3 separate regions of the Homo sapiens genome follow, and all the other regions are linked to region 1. A link is an interaction called in ENCODE POLR2A ChIA-PET data of the cell type or tissue named here. Cell type or tissue: MCF 10A. All regions are shown on one strand.

Evidence for each region. Peaks named below come from ENCODE experiments on the same cell type or tissue, not always from the same donor. Only the 100,000 strongest peaks of a DNase experiment are listed, where the experiment ranks them.
Region 2: POLR2A ChIA-PET joins it to region 1 with 14 read pairs; 3 of 35 experiments call an interaction of 5 or more read pairs at or near these places.
Region 3: POLR2A ChIA-PET joins it to region 1 with 11 read pairs; 3 of 35 experiments call an interaction of 5 or more read pairs at or near these places.

The regions. Positions count from the first base shown.
Region 1 is chr1:10,896,597-10,904,596 of GRCh38, forward strand. No RefSeq gene overlaps it. Among named protein-coding and RNA genes, the nearest start is that of CIROZ, 81 kb to the right of the region's middle. In MCF 10A, no CTCF peak of the experiment used is centred here; DNase peaks (open chromatin) are centred at 3,475, 3,845, 4,395, 4,985 and 1 weaker place.
Region 2 is chr1:10,788,222-10,796,221 of GRCh38, forward strand. All of the region lies in intron 1 of CASZ1 (castor zinc finger 1), which reads right to left. Among named protein-coding and RNA genes, the nearest start is that of CASZ1, 4.4 kb to the right of the region's middle. RefSeq lists an enhancer at 3,292-3,895. In MCF 10A, CTCF peaks have their summits at 5,679 and 5,879; no DNase peak of the experiment used is centred here.
Region 3 is chr1:10,972,390-10,980,389 of GRCh38, forward strand. CIROZ (ciliated left-right organizer protein containing ZP-N domains) reads right to left here. Exons shown (of 13, transcript NM_001170754.2): 2 at 3,767-3,867. Among named protein-coding and RNA genes, the nearest start is that of CIROZ, 5.7 kb to the right of the region's middle. In MCF 10A, no CTCF peak of the experiment used is centred here; DNase peaks (open chromatin) are centred at 1,332, 3,552 and 7,882.

The DNA of each region.
Region 1 (8,000 bases):
AACTATTTCTTATCTAGAGATGATGACATTCTTAGGATGTATGTGGACTGAAATTAATCGCTTATTGAAATGGCATCATATGAAACTGCCACTCCACTGCAGTTCTGAAAGTTACACCATGTAAATAATTTGTATGTCTCTTCTATAAGAAACTAATAATATCTAAACCAAAAAAGACAGAGACCAAGCAGTTTCACCTCCACAGGCCTTCTCAGAGCCTTTACAGTCGCACCTATCATGGCTCAGTCAACAGCGTTTCCTGGATGTGGCGGGAAAGGAAACAGAGCAGCTCGTGGTGAATCCTGGGTACCCAGTGGGGCTGGGGGTGCTTGGATGCCATCTGTACTGGTGGGCCTCTGAGGGCTGCTGGGGTCTCTCCAGGTTTCCCCAGACAGAATCTGGAATGCGGGCCTGCATCAGTCTCTTTGGGTCCCCTCTGCAAGCCTCTGCCCACCTGGGGTGTCCTTCCTCTGCACTGACCCCCACCCAACCCTCCCCGGCAGCCTGAGCCTCCCTCACTCTCTTGAGCTCCAGTGGCATTGACTGAGCTTGGGTTGGGTGGTTACTGGTGCCCCTCATCATGATTTCATTATGGTATTTGGATGTTTTTCTGCATGACTAGGGGGGTATTCTGTCCTCCCAGCTGACTTGCAAGGTCCCTGGAGGCGAGGCTGGTTGTGGGGACTTCCCCTGGGTCTCATGTAGCACTGGGCGCAGCCTGGACACACTGCAGACACACCACAAGCATTTCACTGGGAAACCCACCCCCACGACCCCCTTCAAGCTGCCCTCTGCTCCTGGAGGCTGCCTCCCTCCCTTCACCCAAGTCAAGACACCCAGCTTCCCCAAACTTTCCCAGGGTCCCGCCCCCAAATTCCTGCTTGCCTCCTCCTCCTCCCTCATGAAGAACACCTGCCATCCCTTCCTCCAAGAAGTCCTCCATGATTCTCAATCCAGGCGGAAGTCATCCCCTTCTCGGGCAATGCTAGAAAAAGCTGCTTCCCCACCCCCCACGCCTCCACCACCACTACACACGCACCTGTGCCAGGCCCAAAAGCTTGGGGAAAAATGTGACAAACGGAGAGGGCTCTGGCCTGTTTTTCCGGAGCATCCTGAATCCAGGTGACCTCTTGGGACTTGCTCACTGCTGCCAACTCACCCAGGGTCTGAATCATTTTCTCTTCTTGGGTTTCAGTTTGCCTGTCTCTCCAATAGGAACAGGAGACAAGAAAACCCTCCTTCCCTGTTGTTGAAGGTGTCGCTGTCTTTGTGTCCACTGCTGGGGCAGCCGCATGGAGCGGGGTTTGCTTGGAGTCCACTCATATTAGCGCGTTTCCAGGACACCATGGCCCTGTGTGAGGTGCTCATGTTTGTGGGTATGAGGCCTTGAGGACCTGACCCTGAGACCTGTGAATCCTGGCGAGTGTGTGTGTGTGTGTGTGTGTGTGTGTCTGTCTGTCTGTCTTTGGGCATATGTACCCATGACTCTCGAATGGCTCAGAGCTCCCTCCTTCCCCCTCAGGTCCCGAGGGAGTTCGGCAGGCCTGGCCGTAGGGCAGGAGTCCCAGGCAGACTGGGGCCAGCTCAGCCCAGGATACAGCCTCTCCCTGCCCTTCCGCATCCCCAGCCCAGCTGCAGAATTCAGACTAAGTGAGGGAGGACTCATGTTCCCTGGGGTGAGCCACACCAGCCACATCCTCTAACGGGGTGACCAGGAGTCCCAGGGGTCAGAGGGCCCCCTCAAGGGCTGTCAGACCCCAGGGCCCTGGACCTGCTGTAGGAAAGCCCCATAAGGCCCTCCCTGCCCTCCCACAGCAGGCACAGCGGGGAACACCTCACACCCTGCCCAGAGGGACCTGGCCTTGACTCACAGCCACAAGCAAATGGAGTGAGGATCCCCTGGCGCCCCGGCTCCCCGCCCCCACCCTTGGGGCTGCTCTTCCCGCAAAATCAATCATCCTGCCACTGTTTGCGGGAAGTGGGGGCCGGCAGGAGGCCTCGCAGGGCCCTGGCTCCCTTGCAGGGTGACAGCTCTTGAGTGCTGCCCCGGCTCACTGGTGATGCTGGGGGCCTGGCAAAGCACTACCGAGAGAATCCCATCCTGACCTCTGGACCCCTTCCCAGCTGGCCAACCAGGCCCAGGGCTGAGAGGGCGGGGTGGTGGGAGTTACCCCGGGGCTACTGCCAAGGGTGCAGCAGACAGGGCCTTGGAGACAGAGGAGCCCCCCAGAGGCCAGGGTGGAAGGAAGTAGCAGGAGGGCGTGTGGAAGTAGCTTGAGCTGTGTTAAGTGTCTCTTCCATCTCTTCCACAGGATGTATGACCTGATTCATTCATTCGTGGGTTCAGGGGGAGGTGACCAAAGACTTCACAGTCCTCCAGGAGCTGGAATGTTATGATGCAGGGGTCTTGACTGGCGGTGGGGGTGGGCCAGGGTGATGAGCAAGGGTCCCAAAGACTTCCTCCCTCAATTGGCCTCGGCTGCCTGGATTCCACCATAGAGAGCCATTGCCTGACCCCAGGGAGGCGGCCCTCCCGCTCTCCTTCTGTCCACATGAACATGCCCCATGGCTGGGGAACAGACCAGGAGCTGCCAGGTCTCTGGTACCCTCTGCTGCCACCATGACTCTTCGTAAAAACAATAATTGAAGCCTCACACTCAAAGAAGGCTTTAGGACATAGAAAATACCCTGTAGGGGGCCGGGCGCGGTGGCTCATACCTGTAATCCCAGCACTTTGGGAGGCTGAGGGGGCGGATCACTTGAGGTCAGGACTTTGAGATGAGACTTGCCAACATGGTGAAACCCTGTCTCTACTAAAAATACAAAAATTAGCCATGCGCGATGGCACACGCCTGTAATCACAGCTACTCAGGAGGCTGAGGTAGGAGAATCCCCTGAATCCGGGAGGCAGAGGTTGCAGTGAACTGAGATCGCATCACTGCACTCCGGTCTGGGTGACAAGAGCAAGACTGTCTCAAAGAGAGAGAGAGAGAAAGGGAGGAAGGGAGGGAGGAAGGAAGAAAGGAAGGAAGGAAGGAAGGGTCCTGTGGGGGGTCAGTGGGGGAGCAGATGTAATGATTTTCACCCCATTTTGCAGATGAGGAAACTGAGTCTTGGAGAAGTCGGGCTGCCTGAATGAATGAGCAAATGGCAACACGTTGGGGCAGTTAGAGCGCAGGGAGGAGGAGGAGGAAGAGGAGGCGCTGGGTGTGTGATGGGGATGTGGGGGTGCTGAAGTTGGGGGCAGGAGAACATCTCCCAGTTGATGTGTTCTCGTGGGAAGAGCACTGCACTGGGAGTCCTGCGGCCTGGTAGAGCCCTGGCTCCTGTACTGACACGTTGAGCAAGCCCTGCCTCTTCCCTGGGCCTCCACCTCCCCCTCTGTAAAATGGAGTTAATAGCCCTGCCCTGCCCCGTGGGGATGTTGCAGGGAGCAAACCAGTGCTACTGGATGGGAAAGGGCTTTGGAAACCGCAGGGAACTGCCAGCGCACCAGAGTCATCTGCCCACGTCTGCCTCCCGGCCTCGCAGTCCTGGGGGAGGCAGCCCAGCTGGATCTCGGGGTCTAGAGCGTGGACCTTTGCCCAACTTTGGAGTTCCAGAGCCTAACCTCTCTGGGCTCCACTGGGCTCAGCAGCCTCCCCTCCAGGCTGTGAGCTCAGGGGACCTGGAGAGGCAGCCCGAGATCCACCCAGAGCCTCCTCCACCTTCCCCAGTACCTGGGACGGGGGTGTGTGTGGCGGGGATGGCAGGCCGGGCTGCCAATGTGAGTATTAGCTGGCATGAAATAATTTGATGGTGGTGATAAAGGCTGGGCTGCCCGGGGCCCCAGAGCCCCACCCAGCTCCCCCCGCCCACAATTCCGCCCCCTGCCAATAACATCGAGGCTGAGCTGTCTGGGTTCCGGCTCACCATTCTCAGGTGATGAAATCCCGGCTCAATCAGGCTGGCTAGCGCTGCAGTTACCAAATCGCTATAATTGAGATTAATTTGGGGGCTGATTGGGTCAGCCCTTGCAGGCACCCATTAATTAGTAGGGGAGGCTCAAAGCCCCAACAGCTGGGCCCTGCACCCAGTGGAGCCTGAGGCCACTGTGGAGGGGGGCACTGAGAGATGCCCAGGTAGGTGTGTGTTCCAGAGGAGGGGGCAAGCTGGACAGAGCCTCACCCACCCCATGCCACTCCCGCCTCCTACCCAGTCCTAAGCTCGCTCCCACGCGCAGGAGGGGAGGGGACAGCAGAGCCTTTGACTCAGGCCCAGAGGCAGCTCTGGGTCTCTAAGGGTTAAAGGGCTCATTACAAGGGTGGGGAGAGGTGGAGAGGGTGCTCAGGGCTCCTTGGACTTCAAACAGCTCTTGCAAAACTTCTAGATGAGTTAAGTGCAAATGAATTTGAAACAGACAATGAAGTTCCCTTTAGAGACACCTGGGCAGAAAAATGAAGGGAAAAGCGCCTTAGGGAGAGCTCGTTTGTGGATTTTTTTTTCCTGAACCCAAAACACACAGGGAAAAACAAACCCACCCGTCTACTCGTCTACTCCGGGTGCCAGAGGCGGGCAGGCACGCCCTGACTCAGTGCTGGGCTGGCAGCAAGTTGGGCACACACGTGAGGCCCGGGCACACGCTGGGGAGTGGGGGGCAGCGGCACAGACGTGTGTGCAGAGCCGGAAGTTCCGGGCACACAAGTGTGGAAGTGGCACTGGTCCTGGAAAGGAGCGGAGCCCCTAGGCATGGGAGGATGAGGCGGCAGGGAGAGGGCATACGTGTGTGGGTAGCTGGAAGGAGGCCAGATGAGGGTGAGGGGGCAGGGCCCATTTGGGGTGAGGGGCAGAGCTCAGGCCCCGCCCCCCAGGGGCCCTGGCACCCTGGTCACGTGAGTGCTCCTGACCCCGGGGTGGGGCCCTCCCAATTGCCAGGTGGGTGAGGTGTCAGAGTGGGGGCCTCTGGGCCTGCCTGTCCCTCCCCACTCACCCGACTTGCTCCGGTTAATTGCCCGGTGCTTTGTTTTTTCCCTGTGAATCTCACAGAGGGACAAAAGCAAGTTCTGAGTCACCAGGAACCGCCTCCCGCTTCTGCCCACGCTGGAGCCTGGTCCCCACCCCACTCCGAGAACCCAAGGACCCCGAGGTGGTGGGGTCTGGCCCAGGTTGACTTGTGGGAGCCCTGGACCCTGCCGGGTCTGTGAGGTGTCCCCACCGCTGACCAGCACCCCTGGGGCCCAGGCATGTGGCTTCCCTGGGGGCCCTGATGGAGCAGCCTCCTCCCTGTGGCGCATTTGCAATTCATGGCTCCAGCCGAGATTGCATTAGGGCCTGGCTGTCACTCGTGATGAATGTCGCTTGTTTTCCAGAAAAAAACAGGCCCTGGATCCAGAGTGACAGGGCTTCAGGAGGCACCGGCCCTCCCTTCCGTGCCTGAGGACCGGGGCATGGCGGGTGTCCCCAGTGGTCTGTCAGCAGCCTCAGAACCTGACTCCTTCGGGGGCTCTTGAGGATCCCAAATAGGAGCTCTCCCCCAATTCCAGCTCCCCAGGCCTGTCTTCCCATCCCTCAGGTTCTCCCAACAGCCCTGTGGGAGGAATGCTGCTAGAGCAGCTCCACTGGACAGATGAGCAAATTGAGGCCTGCAGGAAAAGGGAAGGTAGGCGCAAGTGCGTGGGCTGGAGGGGAACTGGAGAGGGGTCCAGGGATCTAAAAGCTCAGAGAGGTTCCTGAGGGGGAAGTCTGGGAGACAATCTTAGGGGAAGTGGATTGCAGGGGTGGGAGGTGAAGAGACTCCTTGCAGGCTCTGGCTCTCCCTACTACATCCTGTCTGTGGGGCTGGGCGGCTACCCCGGGACCCAGGACTGCCGTCTGCCCACACCTTGCCCAAGCTCTGCACTCTCTCTTCCTGGCAACTCTTTCTGTCCAGAAGACGGGGGTCCCACAGGTCTCAGGCTCTGGGCTGTGCCTTCTGGCAGCCAGTAGCTTCCATGAAGGCAAAGGAAATGCATTCCTTCCCATCCCAACTCTAATCAGGCCCACAACCGGGCTGGGGGGACGGGGATCTGGGGTGCGGGAATTACCTGGAGGTCTCAGCTGGGCTCCCTCCCACCTGTCCCTCCCCCTTCTCAAAGAGCTCGCGTTCCCCAGGACTTTGGGAACACAGAAGCCCAGATAGGCCTCCACTGTGGCTCAAGGGCTCACAGTGGCTCCCACTTTCCCAAATTTTACTCTGTTTCATCTCTGTTCCTGCCCTCACCATCTGGGAACCACAGCCTTGAAGAGTGGCAGACAGAAGAAAAGAATTCTATCCATGAGTGTCTTGTCAGGCCCATTCCCGGGAAAAAGAACTATGTTCACCGTGCCCCTTCACCTCCGAGATTGAAACAATTTAGGCAGGAGATGAAATGGGTCATGTGAATCCTCTTATCACAGGTGAGGAAACTGAGGCCGGGGGTTCAGAGCAAGAGACAGAGGTTCTGTCCTCTGTTGAAAGTAGTGGCTTTTTGTTTTGTTTTGTTTTTTGTTTTTTTGTTGTTGTTTGTTTGTTTTTCTGAGACGGGATCTCACTCTGTCACCCAGGCTGGAGTGCAGTAGCGTGATCTCGGTTCACTGCAACCTCTGCCTCCCAGGTTCAAGCAATCTTCCCGCCTCAGCCTCCCAAATAGCTGGGATTACAAGCGTGAGCCACCACACCTGGCTAATTTTTGCATTTTTAATAGAGACAGGGTTTTGCTATGTTGGCCAGGCTGGTCTCAAACTCCTGGCCTCAAGTGATCCTCCCACCTCAGCCTCCCAAAGTGCTGGGATTACAGGCATGAGCCACCGCCCCCAGCCGAAAATAGTGTTTTGTTCACTGGTGTATCTCTGTGCCTAGAACAGGGTCTGGTATGGAGTAGGCATTTGCTGAATGAGCGAATGAATGAGTAGTGGCCTTAGCAGGACACAGGAAGCTCTGGGCTGCTGGGGAGGCTGAGCCATGAAGTCTGGCACTCGGGCCCTTCATGCCCCCTCAACTGCCTCCCCCTTGGTCTGGGGATAGGCAACCTGCTGCCTGCTGACACAGTCCCATGGGTGTCCCTGTTGCAAAGCCAGCTGATGGGATGGGGGCCTCGCTTTCCCCCAGTCAGAGTCCAGGTTCCAAGGTGCCCAAAGCTCCACAGCCCCAAACCCACCCAAAGGGACCAAGGCAGTGCAGGCCAGAAGGAAAAAAATACAAAACACCCTTCACTGGAGGTCTGGAGCCTGAGGCTGGGCCCAGATGGGCCACTGTAATCACAGCTCCTTGTGTGCCAGCACCGTGCTAGGCGGGCACTCATTGTGTCATTTCCTCCCCGTGACAGTGTGCTAAGCCGGGTGCTGTCTTCTGCTCATTATACACCTGACCACATCCCTGGAATGGCTGGGCCCCTACTGCTGTCCTTGCGCATGAAACAGCTGGGGAGCCAGCCCCTCTGGTGGCCCTCCCCTCCCCAGGTAGAGCCCCTGTCCTGTCCCGGCATTTTTGCCCAATGTGGAAAGCCTTGCCCAGAAGGCCAGGCGTCAGCTCCTGCCAGCTGCCTGCCCCATTTGTTCCAGGGCGGCCCCAGGGGCATCCTCACAGTCGTCCAACACTCAGGTTTTCCTTGGCAGCAGGGCTAGAGGAACAGCTCTGCATCCATGTCAGTGACCCCACTCCCTCTGCCGCAGCCCCAGTCCCCAGTGTCTGGAGGCCAAACGGTTTTCCAGAAGCCAACCCTGCTGAGTCCCTGACCCTTCCCTGTATGGGCAGATGTTGGTCCCATCTCCTACGATGTGAACAGCTGAACTGCACTCTGGAGCAGGCCAGAAGCCAAGGCTCAGAGGCAACATTGTCCCCACCTCCAACTGCACCTTCCAAGCGAGGCATGGAGCCAGGCAAAGAGAACACTGGCTCTAGAATGAGCTGGGTTCAAATCCCAACACTGTCCCCTCGTAGCTGTGTGACCTTGGACAAATGGCTTCCCCACTTTGAGCCTCAGCTTTCTCATCTGTAAAATGGG
Region 2 (8,000 bases), 110 kb before region 1:
GCTACCTGAGCAGGTGGGGTTCCTCACAGAGCAACCTGAGTGCTAGCCCCGATCCACCTATGGGGTCCCCTGGGTGACAGTTTGACAGCACTCTCCTCTCCCAGTGCAGAGGCAGGCAGGTGGGAGTAGTGGTGGGGACCGATCTTGCCTCCTCCCTCCTGCCCCCCTGCCTCATCCTGGAGAATTGGAAAGAAGCCCACCAGAGCAGGGGGCCCTAGAGGGTCCTTAGACTGCATTTATAAGATCTGCGAAACCCCTCAAAGTATAAGCAACATTTATGCTTACGAGATTTTTTTTATTAAGAGGATTCTCAAAGGGGGCACATGGATTCAAAAGAAGGGAAGAAGCACAGCCCAGAGACTGCCCGCCGTCAAACCAAGGCTCAGCAGTGCCTCACACCCAGGTGGCCAAGGATGGAACAGGCGGAGACCACAGGCAGGACTCCAGTCGTCTTGGCAGCAAGTGTCCCTGACCGCTGCCTCCTCACCCGGGAGCTGCCCCGGCCTCATCCTTGCTTTGCCTGGAAGCTGGTCACTGGCAGGGCTGGCCCGGGAGCTGTGCCATGCCCTGGGCCAGCGCCCTCCCTCCTGTGTGCCAGGGCTTCCTGCCCAGCCAGCAGAGGCATCGCACAGAGGAGCCCACCAGTGGGGACAGAGGGGAAGCCAGCAGCCGCTGCCGCTCTGCAGAACCTCGCAGATCCTCTAAGCCACCTAGTGTCCAGAGCTGAGCTCTAGCCACCACTCTGTCCCTCCTGCTTCTCACAGTGGCCACTGCAGGGGAGCCCAAGGGGACAGTAAGGGGGAGCGTGGGGTGGGACAAGCCTCCTCTAACCCTACCCCCACCTGGGCCTTCTCCAGGGACTTGAGGCCAGGGGTCAGGAGCCAAGCTGTTTGGGGACATGGCGCCCAGGAGAAAGCAAATACCCTGTGGCCCCTGCCCACACCCCCCACCCAAGACAGGGCTGTTCCCATCACCCCTGCTCCTTGCTCCTAGCAAAGCCCCCTATCTTTGAGATCCCCTGGGTCATCTCAGACAACCCATCCCACCTGGGACATCTTGGGGTCCCCCCACCCCAGCCTCCAGGCCTCCTGCTGAGCCTCCCAAACCCTGGGCCTGCCACTTCCCCAGGGCCTCTGCCTGCCCCCCGCACCCCCTCCTCTGCTGGCTCTTTTCTCTGTGTCCTCAAGACTCCTCTCACCTTGAGAAGTGTTAGGATTACCCAGCATTTACACTCAATGCGCTTCCTTATTCCTTAAGACTTATTAAGAATGATAATGAGTTCCGAAGGAGCGACACGTCCCTGTCTCTCTCTCTCTCTCTCTATCCTCCTCTCTCTCTCTTTCTCTCTCTCTCTCCCCGCACCTTCACTCTCTTTCTCTACGTGTCTTTTCCACCAAAGACACATAGGACAAATCCAGACCAAAAGGGAAAAAATTTCCAACAATATGGAAGAAGGGCACTTGAGAATTTCTATTCAATAAACCCATCTCTCTTCTTCCTTCTCCCTGGTTGTCCTCAATTATTCCAAGTAAGAAAAAAAAACTCCCCCTTCCCTTCACACTGTCCAGGCCACCCCTCACTCTGCCGGACTTTGAACAGGGGGAACAGGAGAAGGGCCCAGCTTGCCTGCAAAACCTCGTTAACGTGCAGCTCTTAAACGCTTGATTAATTTTTGCAGAATTTACGACAGGCTTTAGCTTTTTTTCCCCAAGCTGTGGCCTCAGAGCCACAGCAACTTAACTTGGTGAACTCAAGGGGGCCCGAGGTGGGGGTGCCCCCCTCCCCCAGTGGCCTCCTGCTGCTGGCACACCAGGCAGCCCTGCAACCAAAGGGAGCCACGCAGATGCCACCGCCCAGGCAGAAGACAGACCCACTCGCAGAGCGGCGTGGCAGCCAGAGGAGAGATCACCAGGCAGCCAGAACCACGGCTGACTTCTGGCCATCTGGGACTTTTTAATTTCAAAATAAGAAAGCCAGTAGAAAGTGGACAGAGAAGAAACCAACACGGGGTGCTGGCAATGATGCTTCCAGCCTGCACCCTCCCAACCACGCCACGTATCCCGGGCACAGGGACCGGCCTTATCGGTCTGCCGGGCTGCCCTTCAGAGAAAGGGAAGAACAGATCCTAATGAAATTACGGTTTTTAAAATGTCTATAAATTAAATCTCTCTCCTCTCTCCGTGAATCTCCCCCTGAGCTCCCTCTCCTCTACCAGGCTTGTTTGCCTCTCTTCGGTTCCCTCTGCTCATGTCTGTTTTTCTGATATAGACATCAAGAGGTTACGGGCTCAATTACAACTCCGCTGGAGTCTCAGCATCAGACTGGCTCGGCCTTCTCTTCTCCTCTTCAGAAACAAGATACCAAATAAATCTCTCTTCTTTATATTTTTATTTTCAATGCCAAAAGCCTAAAGATTCATTCCGTGGACTCACAGCCTTTTTGAACTTCGTTCAGATGGTGGGGAGAATATTCTTTTTAATTGTGTGTGAGTACAACATAAATGCTTCTCTCTTTATCTCGTTCCCCCCTTGTAAGGACACACACAAAAACCTTGGCTATGCCTGACATTTTAAAAAGGGGGAGAGGATGGTATAAATGTACTTAATGTATGTCTATAAGAGGGGGCGAGCGAGCCCTGGAGAATATTAGTAGGACATCTAGCACATTCTAAAGTTTGGGGGGGGACATCATGAGGAATCTTATTAGCAAAGGTCCATTTGTAAAGGGTAGATCATAAAAGGTGATTTTTTTTTTAAAAAAGAAAAAATTTGCTTCTACCTTCCCTAATACTGCCACGAGATGCAGAAGGGGAGATGTGCCATCTATATAATTTTACATCCGAAGAGACCCTCTTCCCATCAAAAAAAAAAAAAAAAGTTGAAAAATCCAAGTGTTAGTCAATCATCAGAGCTGTTGATTCCCGAGAAGAAGAAACCAGCTCTGAGTTGTAGGTCTAAGGGGAAAAGCAAAACAAAAACAAAAACCCCACTATACTTCTGGAAATATTAACCAGTGGGGATTCCAAAAGCTACTTTTCCTGGAAAAAGCACTTGAGACAAAGGTCGGAGAAAGCGGAAGCTGAAGGTGAAGCAAAAAGAAAAACTTAGTCTTTCCAATTAACTAGACTGGGAAAAAGAAGGGAGGTGGGAAAACACATTACTACCAACTCATTAATTCTTTCCTGTAAACAATTTAATTAAATTCTGCTAAATACAGGAGAAATACTTATTTTGGAGTGCTTCCCCCAACCTCAAAAGCAAATTCCTCCAGGTTCCTCCCCCCGTCATGCTAACACCTCCCTTGTCTCCAAACTACACAACCTTTCAGTGGGTTTCCAGCCCAGGCGTGGACTGCACTGCTGAGGGCTGCGAGAATGACAGCCTCATATGTCTGAAAGCTGACACTTCAGCCTTGAAAAGAAATGGGGGAAAATAAGCTGTTGACTTCTTGGTTAAAGTATTTTCTTGTTCTACTCATGTTCTTATGTCACTGGGCTAAAAAAAGAGAGAGAGAAAAAGAGGGGGAGAGAGAGAGAGAGAAGAGAGAGATGACTTTCCTTGAATGATCTGTTTAACCTAAGCCAGAGGAAAAAAAAGAAAGTCATTAATTACTTATGTGAGCTATTGCTTCAGAAAGACAATAAACCTGCCCGGTCGCCATGGATATGACATATTTGCTCTGAAAACAACACAATAATTAGCAAAGGGGAAAGATACAAGGAGAATATGCAAACTCCTGAGTTTAAAGCCACAGTGCTCTTTTCTACTCGTAAGCCTCTGTTCTGTTTGCAATCCAAATCAAACAAATTTTAAAAATATAGCAAAGAGGGAAATAATAGGAATGGTTCCTCTCGCCTCTGAGCTGAGCAGCAACAACCACTCTACCTCCCTCCCTCCAATATAAAATAATATAAAAGAGAACCAGGGTGGCAGAAAGAAAGAAAAAAAAAAAAACTCAAGTATTGCCTGTTTTATTTCCTATAGCAGGGGTGGAGTCAGTTTTTTTTTTTTTTAAGTGTGCTCTTATTTAGCATTGAACCTTCTGGCCAGATATAAATTTATTTATGAAAGCCAAATGCTCTGTACATGGCTTACCCCTCCCCCCCGCCCCCCCCCCCCCGGCCCCGCACACAAAGTAAATGGAAATGTGGAGGGGTGGGGTTGGGGGGGGTGTCCAGTTGAAAAAGTAAAGCAGTATATTCAGAAAGCACCATCTCTATGGAAGAACATTCACTCCCCCTACCTCCAAGAAAATGCAACCCCTGCCTTACTTTAATATTAAAAATGCATTAAATGGTTCTACCTACAACTTAGTCCCAAAGGATCATTAGGAAATGCAATCGCTTTGTATCATATCTGTCAGCGTGATAAATATCTGAGTCAGAGTCAGTTTGCAATTTTTCAGTGTCACAAAACAAGATAATTTTTTTCTGTCTTCCTTTCTTAATTCACTGCACCGCCTCCCCACGCCCCCACCCCCACCCCCAACCAGTCACAAATCTACAGAAAAATACCTGGGCAGAGAAGAAAAGGAGAAAAAGTTGATGTACTCTCACATACCAGACAGAGGTTATCGATATTCTCCCAAAAAGCAGGCAAAATTGAACTTTAAAATATTTGGGTGACAATTTTCCCCAAAAAATAAATAAATAAATAAAGCACTCCAGTAAGTTTGACTAAAAACTCCTTTTCCCCTCTTCCCAGAGGCTAATTTTCCTAAAACAGATGGTCAGGATCTAAAAGAGGAGCAAATATACCTCAACCCCCACAGGCAGAGAAATCTAACTTTGAACTTCTTTTAAATTAAAAAGGGGTGGGGGGCAAGATAAACTATTAATAAGTGTGAAAAAAATTAGCTGAGCTACAAGTTTTGTTTTTCTTATTAAAAAATTATTTAAACATAAGGGGAGCAGATATAAAAGGGAGTTTCATATTTAACTGACTTTCTTATTTTTTTAAACAATAGCTTTTTTAAAAGATTGGACTCTTTGATCTTGAAAGAATTTTGCTCTTATATGATGGGGGGAGGAAGGGGGTGGTGGTGAAATGATCTGTTTTAAATGATGATGCAACTTAGAGATCAAAGCCTTCGCTTTCTTCTAGCCATAATAAGCTGTACTTGCCACAAAGCGTAAGGCTCCCGGGCTGGGCTCCTCTCCTTCGTAAGAAGGAAATAAAATGCGCCGAGACTCAGAGCAAGACTCCAAGTCTCGGCAAGGTGCAAAGTCTAAAAAACAAACAAACAAGGCAAGGGGAAAAAAAGAGGAAGGCACTGCCCCTTTAAACGTTTTAGTGCATATGGAGTTTGATTTCTGAAAGAGATCAGTTTAACATCTCCATAGAAACCAGCAACAGATTATCATCAACAGAATAAATAACTAGTCTAATAAATTAAACAGGAGGCATAAGATCGCTGGAAACCTGATTACTGAAGTTCAACAATATTCCCCATAAACTCTCCTTAACCGCCTCTAAGGTGGCTAACAAGAAGGGGGTGGGTGGCGGGGGGGCGGGGCGGCGATCTCTCCAATTCGCCGGACTCTGGGGACAGAGATGGTGGCTACCTCCTGGAAAGGAGAAGTTCTCCACTCTGCCCTGAAGAGGGTCCAGGAGCTCCCGCGAGGGGCACACCCTAAAAACCGAAGTTTGGGAAGTGGGAAAGCGGCTGGGGGTCGGGGGAGTGGCGCGGGCGGCCGGAGATTGCGCAGGTCGCGACGCCCGCCCGGGACGCACCGCCTGGTCGCCACCAGGACGCAAACCCGGCGCTTTGCGCTCGGGCGCCGAACGGCCCAGCGCCCCCTCCGGGCACGTGGAGCGCAGCCCCGGCTCAGCCCCCGGGGAACAACTACCCCCCTCCCCATGCCCGGCGCAGCTGCTCCTGCTCAGCCGGGACAGCTCCCTTTAGGACGGCGACGTGTGTGTGTGCGCGTGTGTGTGCGTGTTTGTATGTGTATGCGTGTGTGTGTGTGTGTGTGTGTGCGCGCGCGCGCGCGTCGTGGGTTGGGCGGGGGGACACCAAGATTATCCGGCGATCTGTTTTCCAGTCCCCTCGTGCGCTCTCACCGCGCGCCTGTACCAGCTCGGAGACGTCCTAAATTTACTAACTTTGCCCCGCGACTACCAGGGCCTTTTCCCCCTCGCCACCCCCTGAGTGTACCGGGTGTCGGCGGGACAACTACGCACAATGAGGGCCGCACCCCCACACTCCACTCGGTCAGAAACGCACACTCCGCCCCGTGGCCCAGTGATCCAGGTTTGGGGGAGCTCCATACTCAGGAGAGGCGCTACTGCCGCTTTTCCGGTGGGCACGCACCCGCACCCGCACCGTAGCCAGCGTGGCTGGAAGGAGGTCCTCGCCGCGCCCAGAGCCGGCTTTCCAAGCTGAAGCTGGGGCAGAGGAACTTGTGTGGAGGAAGAGGGGGTCCCCTGCCTCCCTCAGCGCTCCACTAGCCTCCCCCAACTCCGGACCCGGGTCGGGGATGACTTGGAAGAAGAATCTGCGCCCACCCCTTAGAGAAAAATCTATTATTATTATCTTAATCTACGCCCCCAAAGTGTCCCTCCAGCCGTGATTGACGGCGCATACACCTGTTCCCTTCGCGGAGGAGCTTCCAGCGCCGGGGACAGACATTCGCCCAAACGCTCCGCAGCGGCCCAGCAACCGCCCGCCCGCCCGCGCCCGGCCAGCCCCCGCCAGCGGCCCCAGCGCGCCTCTGCCCGCACCTCGCCACCCCGGCGGCCGCCCCCTCCCCTTCCAGACCCGGCTGCCCGGCCCGCCAGCTCCCGGCAGTGCTGGCTTCGGAAAGAGAGAGAAAGAACAGAAAGCAAAACTTCCTGGCGGCCGACGGCCATCAGCTGCACATTCTGCAAATGCCACCGAGTAAAAATAAACCGGCCGCCGCTCCGCCCGTCCGGCTCACCCCGGGCGCACGAATCGGCCCCCTGCCCCGGGAGATCCCTGACTCGGTCTGGCCCGATCCCCCATTCCCGCGCGCCCCCTGGATCCCCGCTCCCCGACGCTCCTCCGTCAGTCACCACGCTCTCCTTTGCCGTTAAGCCGGACCCTAAGTGACCGGGAAACCGGCTCTCTCCCTTTGGTGTTCCCTGCGCCCCCACAAACTACTTTTTTCTCTGTCCTTCACCAGGTGCCTATTTCAGCCCTGTGCCCTTGGATTCAGGGCTCCTCCTCCCCAATTGTTGAGCTCCGAGGTCACCCTCAGCCCACCCTGGGGGAACAGACCCCGACCGACCCTCTCCCACGCTGCAGAGCCCCCCCGGAGCGCACCACTCTACCAGCCCGCTAGCCCGCCAGCCCAGCGTCCCACGTCCCCGGGCGCAACTTCTCTTCTGGCGCACACAACAGCCGGCAACAACTCGCCCGAACTTTCCCCGGGACCCAGGCGGGCTCCAGCCGACAGCCGGGCAGCTCTGGGCCGATGCCCCGGCTCCCCGTGCCCTGTGTTGCCAGCCCTTCAGCTGGGGAGGCAGGGGGTGGGGTGGGGAAGGGAGTGAGGAACGCCACTTGCCGCGCCTGGAGCAGCGCACTTGAGATAAACTTCCCAGGCACAGATGAAAAAGGGGGCGCCGCTCCCCCCATCTAAGAAATCTCTTGCCTTCGATTTCCTATGGGGGATACCCTTTGGCACCCCGCGCCTAAGCGAACACTGCCTACCTCTGCTGGCAGCACCTACACCCGGTATCCGGGCACAAGAGCCGGCTGGAGGGGTTCCCCACCCACCCCTTCCCATGGGCAAAGTCTTGCAAAGTCACCCCAGGCACCCCTCACCCCGCCTCCTTCTCTGCCCTGGAGAGCGCACGACCCCTCTGCTGCTGGGGGGTGGGGTGGGGTGGGGGTTTAAGGGGAAGGAGTGATTACCCGGTATTGGAGATCACCTGCCCCCCCGGGAGCCCACAGCGCGTGGGGCGCCCCCACCCTATTTGCAAAGTCCTGTGCTCGCGCCTGGCACCTCCCTCTCTTCTCCCCTACCCCGCCACCCCCTC
Region 3 (8,000 bases), 76 kb after region 1:
GGGCAACCTAGCAAGACCCTGTCTCTGAAATACACACACACACACACACACACACACACACACACACACACACACACTCTAGAATTATTCTACAACTGAAGAAATGGGAATATGGAATAATATTGTCGGGCTAATTTCTCTCTCAACAGAGACATTTAAGCCACCAGGAAGAACACAAGGCACCTGGGCCCTGGAGTTGGATGATCAGGGCTTAGACCCTGGATCAACCTATGTGACCTGGGGCGAGTCATTTAATCTCTCCAAGACCCCATTTCCTTTTCTGCAAAATGGGCACATGTGCAGTAAATAATTAACTTGGGTCCAAAGAATTGGCCCTTTGCCCCTCCTGGGTGAAAGCAACTGGGAAGTAAATTCTAAGCCCTTGGAATGTTTTGCCTGTTAAGAGTGTCTCTGTGGCTGGGTGTGGTGGCTCATGCCTGTAATCCCAGCACTTTGGGAGGCTGAGGCAGGAGGATCACTCGAGTCTAGGAGTTCAAGACCAGCCTGGGCAACATAGCGAGATGCCCCCCCCATCTCTAAAATAAATAAGTAAAAATTTAAAATAAAAAAAAAAAGAGTGTCTGTTTACCTGGGGCATTGGGCCTTGCCGTATAGCCTTTGCTGAAAACGTGATTAATGCTGGTGGCCTTGGACCATGTGGTAATCAGTTCAGCCTCTGGAGGGGCTCAAGACTAAAGTCAGGCCAGGTGCAGTGGCTCACGCCTGTAATCCCAACACTCTGGGATGCCGAAGTGGGCAGATCACTTGAGGTGAAGAGTTCGAGACCAGCTTGGCCAACATGGTGAAACCCCGTCTCTACTAAAAATACAAAAATTAGCTGGGCGTGGTTGCGGGTGCCTGTAATCCCAGCTACTCGGGAAGCTGAGGCAGGAGCATCGCTTGAACCTGGGAGGTGGAGGCTGCAGTGGGCAGAGATCATACCACTGCACTCCAGCCTGGATGGCAGAGCGAGATTCTGTCTCAAAAAATTAAAAACAAAATAAAAATTTTAAAAAGACTAAAGTCAGCCACGTGGGTAGTCAGCCATGGCTATGCAACTGACCTCCAGTAAACCCTCTGGATAGGAAGGCTCAGGAGCTCTTCTCAGGTCTGCATACTCTGTATGTATTGTCACTCATCGCTGCTGAGAGAAGCTGGCCCCGTCTGTACAACCCCACGAGGAAAGGGCACCTAGAAGTGGTGGCAGTGGCTGCTGCCATCACACTGGCTGCAGCAGGGAGGTGTGGCTGGGGTCGAACACTCTATGGAGCTGGTGGGAGCCCCGCCCCTTCTGAGTTGGGACGGGAACTCCTTGGGTGCCTCGGCAACCTCCCAAACCGCAGCTGCAGATCCAGGCCTCCTGCTCTGTGGAGCAGGCAGGAGCCCCACCCTCCTGGATGGGGCTACAGCTGCCCAAACTGCAGCTGTGGATCGGAGCCTCCTTGTGCTCTTGGGGGAGGGCTAGGAGCAGGCAGGATCTGCCTTCCCGGGTGCAGCGGCAGCTGCCTTCCCAGGCCCAGGAGCTGGGTGTCTCTGCAGCCTGCACCCTCGGGGACCCCAGGAAGGACCCCCCCCACCAAGTCTCTGCAAGCTCAGGGGTGTCTTCTGCTGCCTGGCCTCTCTCCACTCTAGGGGCCTGCTCAGAGCTCTTAGGGGGTTTGGGGCCAAGCCTGTGAGCCATGAATGGCAGTGGGAGGCTGATTGATTCCTGGGTGGAATGGGGCAGGTCCCCAGTAAGGCCCCACCTGTGGGCCAGGGAGGGCCAGGGCTGCGGGCCGGGCTGCCAGTCCCCTGGACTGGAGTAGGGACTCGTGGTGCCTCTTTCTGGCTGGCCCATAGCTGCCCATGGACCAATCAGCACACACTTTCTCCCCTTTGAGGTCCATAAAAGCCCAGGGCACAGCCAAAGTCAGGCAGAGGACGGCCACAGGAAGACGAGCGCAGAGAGGCGATGGGATGAGTTGAGTACCCTCTCTGCTGAGAGCAGTAGAGGGTGGGACGACCAGTGGGCAGAGAAAAGCTAACCGCTCTGCTGACAGCTGCAGAGACCTGCAGAGACGTCCGAAAGACTTGCCTGTGGAGAGAAGCCACCCTCTCCAGGGCCTCCTCTCTGCTGAGAGCTGAACACTCCGTGGGAAGACCTGCCTACAGAGAGGAGCTACCCACTCCTCTGAGCTGTTCTAACGCTAAATAAAACTCTTCCCCTTCTTCACTCTTCACTTGTCTGTGTACCTCATTCTTCCTGGACACAGGACAAGAACTCCAAGAACTCAGGCAAAGGTGCCAGCGGCCACAGAGGTTTCCGGCCAGAAAAATGACACCCCAGAGATCCCGTAACAGAAGTTTGCCCCTGGGTATCTCCTGTACTGCACCCCGTACACCTCTTCCCTTGGCTGATTTTAACCCATGGCATTTAACCATAAGTAACACAGCTTTTCTGAGCTCTATGGGTCCTTCTGGTAAATTATCAAACCTGAAGGTGGTATTGGGCTCCCTTGAACTTGAAGTTGCTGTCAATAGTGAAGATAGTGTTGGAGACTCTTGAACCTTGTAGCACAAAAATAGCCCCCCCTTCACTGACATCAAGAAGATGAAATGAGGGCTGGGCATGGTGGCTCACGCCTGTCATCCCAGCACTTTGGGAAGCAAAGGCAGGCAGATCACTGGAGGTCAAGAGTTCAAGATCAGCCTGGCCAACATGATGAAACCCCGCCTCTACTAAAAATACAAAAATTGGGCCGGGCGCGGTGGCTCATGCCTGTAATCCCAGCACTCTGGTAGGCCGAGGCGGGTGGATCACAAGGTCAGGAGTTCGAGGCCAGCCTGGCTAACATGGCGAAACCCCGTCTCTACTAAAAATGCAAAAATTAGCCAGGCGTGGTGGCTCATGCCTATAATCCCAGCTACTCGGGAGGCTGAGGCAGGAGAATCGCTTCAACCCGGGAGCAGAGGTTGTGGTGAGCCGAAGTTGTGCCACTGCACTCCAGCCTGGGCGACAAGAGCTAAGCTCTGTCTCAGAAAAAAAAAAAAAAAAAAAAAAAACACAAAAATTAGCCAGGTGTGGTGGTGCACACCTGTAGTCCCAGCCACTCAGGAGGCTGAGGCTGGAGAATCACTGGAACCTGGGAGGTGGAGATTGCAGTGAGCTGAGATCACACCACTGCACTACAGCCTGGGCAACAAAGCGAGACTCTGTCTCAGAAAAAAAAAAAAAAAGGAAATGAAATGAGATGATGCATGTGAACCCTCAGCACAGGGCCAAGCCCAGAGTAAGCGCTCAACAAAGACATGTTACTCCCACAGTGTCATCTGTTTGCGGGGTGGCTAAGTGCAGGGGCTCTGGAGGGTGAAATCCTGGCTCTGCTACTCATTGCTATGGGACCTTAGACAAGTCACTCACTCCTCTGGACTTCGCGTCATCATCTAAAAGTCTTGTTAGAATGAGTTAATAGACACAAATCCCCCAAGACAGGCCCGGCACACGACACACGCTCCCTGTGCTGGTTTTAATTATTGAAACAAGCACCGAGCTCTGAGTCAGAGGATGCCAGGCCCAGCTAGCCACGTGAGCTCCAGCACTCGGCCTGCAGGAATGCCGCTTCCTTGTTGGGAGAATGACAGCCTGAAATCCACGCTTTGGTGAAGGCTTTGGAAGGCTTTCTCGCTTCCAAAGTTGCCCAGTGTCACCCAGCAGGTTGGTTCTCAGTCTGCTCATTGGGGAAATATCCAAAGCCTGATGCCAACCATAAAAGTGTGATTGATTCACCTGTTAAAACTTCTGCTGCAGAGCTTGGCTTGTCCGTGTCTGACCTGAAGGAGAGGCTCCATGGGAACACCGTGGGCTGAACACAGGCAAGCCAGACGGCCCTGCGGGAGAGGAGGGAAGGGGGTGGGGACATGCACCGCCCAGCTGCTGCCTCATCTACCTTCATTCACTCATTATATTTCTTTTTTTTTTTTTTCTGAGACGGAGTCTCGCTCCGTCACCCTGGCTGGAGTGCAGTGGCGCGATCTAAGCTCACTGCAACCTCCGCCCACTGCAACCTCCGCCTCCCCGGTTTAAGCAGTTCTCTGCCTCAGCCTCCCAGGTAGCTTGGGATTACAGGCACATGCCACCACGCCCGGCTAATTTTTGTATTTTTAGTAGAGATGGGGTTTCACCATCTTGGCCAGGCTGGTCTTAAACTCCTGACCTCGTGATCCACCCGCCTCGGCCTCCCAAAGTGCTGGGATTAGAAGCGTGAGCCACCGCGTCCCGCCCACTCGTTATATTTCTTTTGAGTGCCTACTATGCACAATGGCCAAGAGACGAAAAAAAAAAAAAAACCCATAAGTAAAGAAATAGAAGAACAAAATAATCTCAGATAATAATCAGGCTCAGAAGAAAATGAAACAGAGTGGTGAGATACAGAGAGCCTGAGAGGACCTCTGATGGGGAGGTCAGTGTGAAAAGATCATCCTCAAAAAAGGCAACATAGATTTTAGGCCGGGTGCGAGGGCTCACAGCTGTAATCCCAACACTTTGGGATGCTGAGGCAGCGGGGGATGGCTTGAGCCCAGGAGTTCAAGATCAGCCTGGGCAACATGGTGAAACCCTGTCTCTATTAAAACTATAAAACATTAGCTGGGCATGGTGGCGCATGCCTGTAGTCTCAGCTACTCAGGAGGCTGAGGTGGGAGGATCACCTGGGCCCGGGAAGTCAAGGCTATAGTGAGCAGTGATTGCACCACTGTACTCCAGCCTGGAGGACTACAGTGAGACCCTAGTGCTGGGATTACAGGTGTGAGCCACCATGCCTGGCCTCAAAAAGATTTTAAATGATGAATCTCGTGCCTATAATCCCAGCACTTTGGGAGGCCGAGGCGGGCAGATCACCTGAGATCAGGAGTTCAAGACCAGCCTGGCCAACATGGTGAAACCCCGTCTCTACTAAAATACAAAAATTCCCCGGGCGTGGTGGCGTGCGCCTGTAATCCCAGCTACTCGGGAGGCTGAGACAAGAGAATTGCTTGAGCCCAGTAGGCGGAGATTGCAGTGAGATGAGATCACGCCACTGCACTCCAGCCTGCATGACAGAGTAAGACTCCATCTCCAATAAATAAATAAATAAATAAAATGATGAATCTGTATTAAAGATTTTATTAACTCATTATTAGTGAGGGAACCAGGCAGAGGTTACAACCAGTTCAAAGGAGAAGAAAGAACAGATACATTTCTAGATCAGGATGCAAATAGACACCAAACTGGCTTCTTCCACAGTGGGGAAGGGAAGCCAATGGAACCTCCCCCATGAAATTTATTTGCGTGTCCATAGGCAGGAATTGGTTGCATTGCCATAGGTTCTCTATGACTTAGAGCACCATAAGATAGCACAAAGGTGATGAAAGGCTGGAGTTAGACAGCAGGAACCCTCTTCTCCAAATAATGCTTAGTTTTCCATTGAAGACACCAGTAACCTTTAAAAATAATATTTTTGTTTATTCCAAATTTCTGTTTTTGCCAGGCGCTGTGGTTCACGCCTGTAATCCCAGCACTTTGGAGGCTGAGGCTGACAGATCACCTGAGGTCAGGAGTTTAAGACCAAACTGGTCAACATGGCAAAACCTCGTCTGTACTAAAAATACAAAAATTAGCCAGGCGTGATGGCACACGCATGTAATCCCAGCTACTCAGGAGGCTGAGGCAGGAGAATCGCTTGAACCCGAGAGGCGGAAGTCGCAGTGAGCTGAGAGCGTGACATTGTACCACTCCAGCCTGGGTGACAAGAACAAAACTCCACAGTAAAAAAAAAAAAAAAAAGTTAGCCACCACGCCCGGCTAATTTATTAGTATTTTTTTTGTAGAGATGGGGTTTCACCATGTTGCCCAGGCTGGTCTCAAACTCCTAAGCTCAAGCGACCCACTCACCTCAGTCTCCCAAAGTGCTGGGATTACAGGCGTGAGCCACTGCACCGAGCCCCCAAATTTCTTTATGTCAGGTAAAACATCACTGAGAGGTGACAGTTGAACCAAGATGGTATGTATGTCACGGAGTCCCGCTGGGCATGGTGGCTTATGCCTATAATCCCAACACTTTGGGAGACTGAGGCAGGAGGATCACTTGAGCCCAGGAGTTTGAGACCAGCCTGGGCAAAATAGCAAGACTCGATGTCTACAAAAAGATTTTAAAATTAACCTGGTGTGGTGGCATGCGCTTGTGGTCCCAGCTACTCAGGAGGCTGAGGTGGGAGGATTGCTTGAGCCTGGGAGGTCTAGGTTGCAATGAGCAATGATTGTCCCACTGCACTCCAGCCTGGGTAACAAAGCGAGACCCTGTCTCAAAAAAAAAGAAAGAGTCCCATGCAAAGACCTGGGGAAGGGCATTCCTCAGCAGAGGAAATAGTCAGTGCACAGCAAACAGTCGGAAATGAGTTTGGTGTGTTTGTGTTTAAGGACTCAAAAGAAGGTCAGTGGAACTAGAGCCAGTGACAGAGGGGCCGCTGGTGGGCAAAAAGGAGAGGGGCAGGCAGGAGCCATGGCCAGGGGTGCAGGCTGGGGTTTTACCATAAAAAATTGTGGGAAGCCCTGGAGAACTCTAAGCAGGGAAGGAAGAGGATCTCACTTTTTTTTTCTTTTTTGAGACTGAGTATCTCACTCTGTCACCCAGGCTGGAGTGCAGTGGCACAGTCTCGGCTCACTGCAATCTCTGCTTCTCAGATTTAAGTGATTCTCGTGCCTCAGCCTCCTGAGTAGCTAGGATTACAGGCGTGTGCCACCACGCCTGGCTAATTTTTGTATTTTTAGTAGAGTCGGGGGTTTCACCATGTTGGCCATGGCTGGTCTTGAGCTCCTGGCTTCAAGTTATTCGCCCACCTCAGCCTCTCAAAATGCTGGGATTACAGGTGTGGGCCACCGCACCCAGGGCAAGGATCTCACATTTTAAAAGACTCTTCGGGCAGCTGAGACTCCAACTATTTAAAATGACTGCAGGCAAGAACCTAAACTTCCCACAAAGAAGCTTTCCTTAGAGGAGTTCAGGAAATAATCCTGAAGCCAGAAGCTGGAAAGAAAGAATGACAGGGAGAGATTGGCAGAATGTGGAGCATTGAGAAAGCTCCTGCCTCCTGGCGGGAGTGAGGTTGGTTCAACCACTCTTGGGAACTGGTAGAATCTACTAAGACTGAACATTCCTCCACCCTTCGACCCAGCGCTTCCTCTCCAACTGCAAGGCAAGCACAAGGGCATCAGAGGACACGTGCAAGACTGTTGACAGCAGTGCTATTATTTCCTGTAACCTGGAAACCACCCCAGCGCCCAGCAGTGGTAGAATGGACCCATTGTGGTCTACTCCTACAATGGAATACTGAACTGCAATGAAAAGAAAGAAACTACTATTGGACGGGTGCAGTGGCTCACGCCTGTAATCCCAGCACTTTGGGAAGCGGAGGCGGGCGGATCACTTGAGGTCAGGGGTTTGAGAGCAGCCTAGCCAACATGGTGAAACCCTATCTCTACTAAAAATACGAAATTAGCCAGGTGCGGTGGCGCATGCCTGTAATCCCAGCTACTCAGGAGGCTGAGGCAGGAAAATCGCTTGAACCTGGGAGGTGGAGGTTGTGGTGAGCCGAGATCTCACCATTGCGCTCCAGCCTGGGCAACAAGAGCAAAACTCCGTCTCAAAAAAAAGAAAGAAAGAAAGTTAACAGTTTAAAAAGCAATGTGAAAAGGCAGGAATGGGTGCTGCATTTCCTTCTAGGGCTGCCCTCGTTGAGCCATTCGATTCCTGGGTGGGCAGAGGGCCAGGGCCTCAGGCCCAGCCCAGGGAGGCCAAATGCCAGGGCCCACAGTCTCCCCAGAGTGGGTTGGCAAAGAATGACAGGACTGGTTCCCCAGCCTGGAATCTAAGCTGAGCCTGCAGCCTTTGAGCTGGGAGGAGCTTGCGGCTGCCTGGCTGCCCCGCTGCCCCGCTTCATTCGCTGAATTCAGAAGCGCCTGTGGCGAGCCTCTCCCATGGACGGCC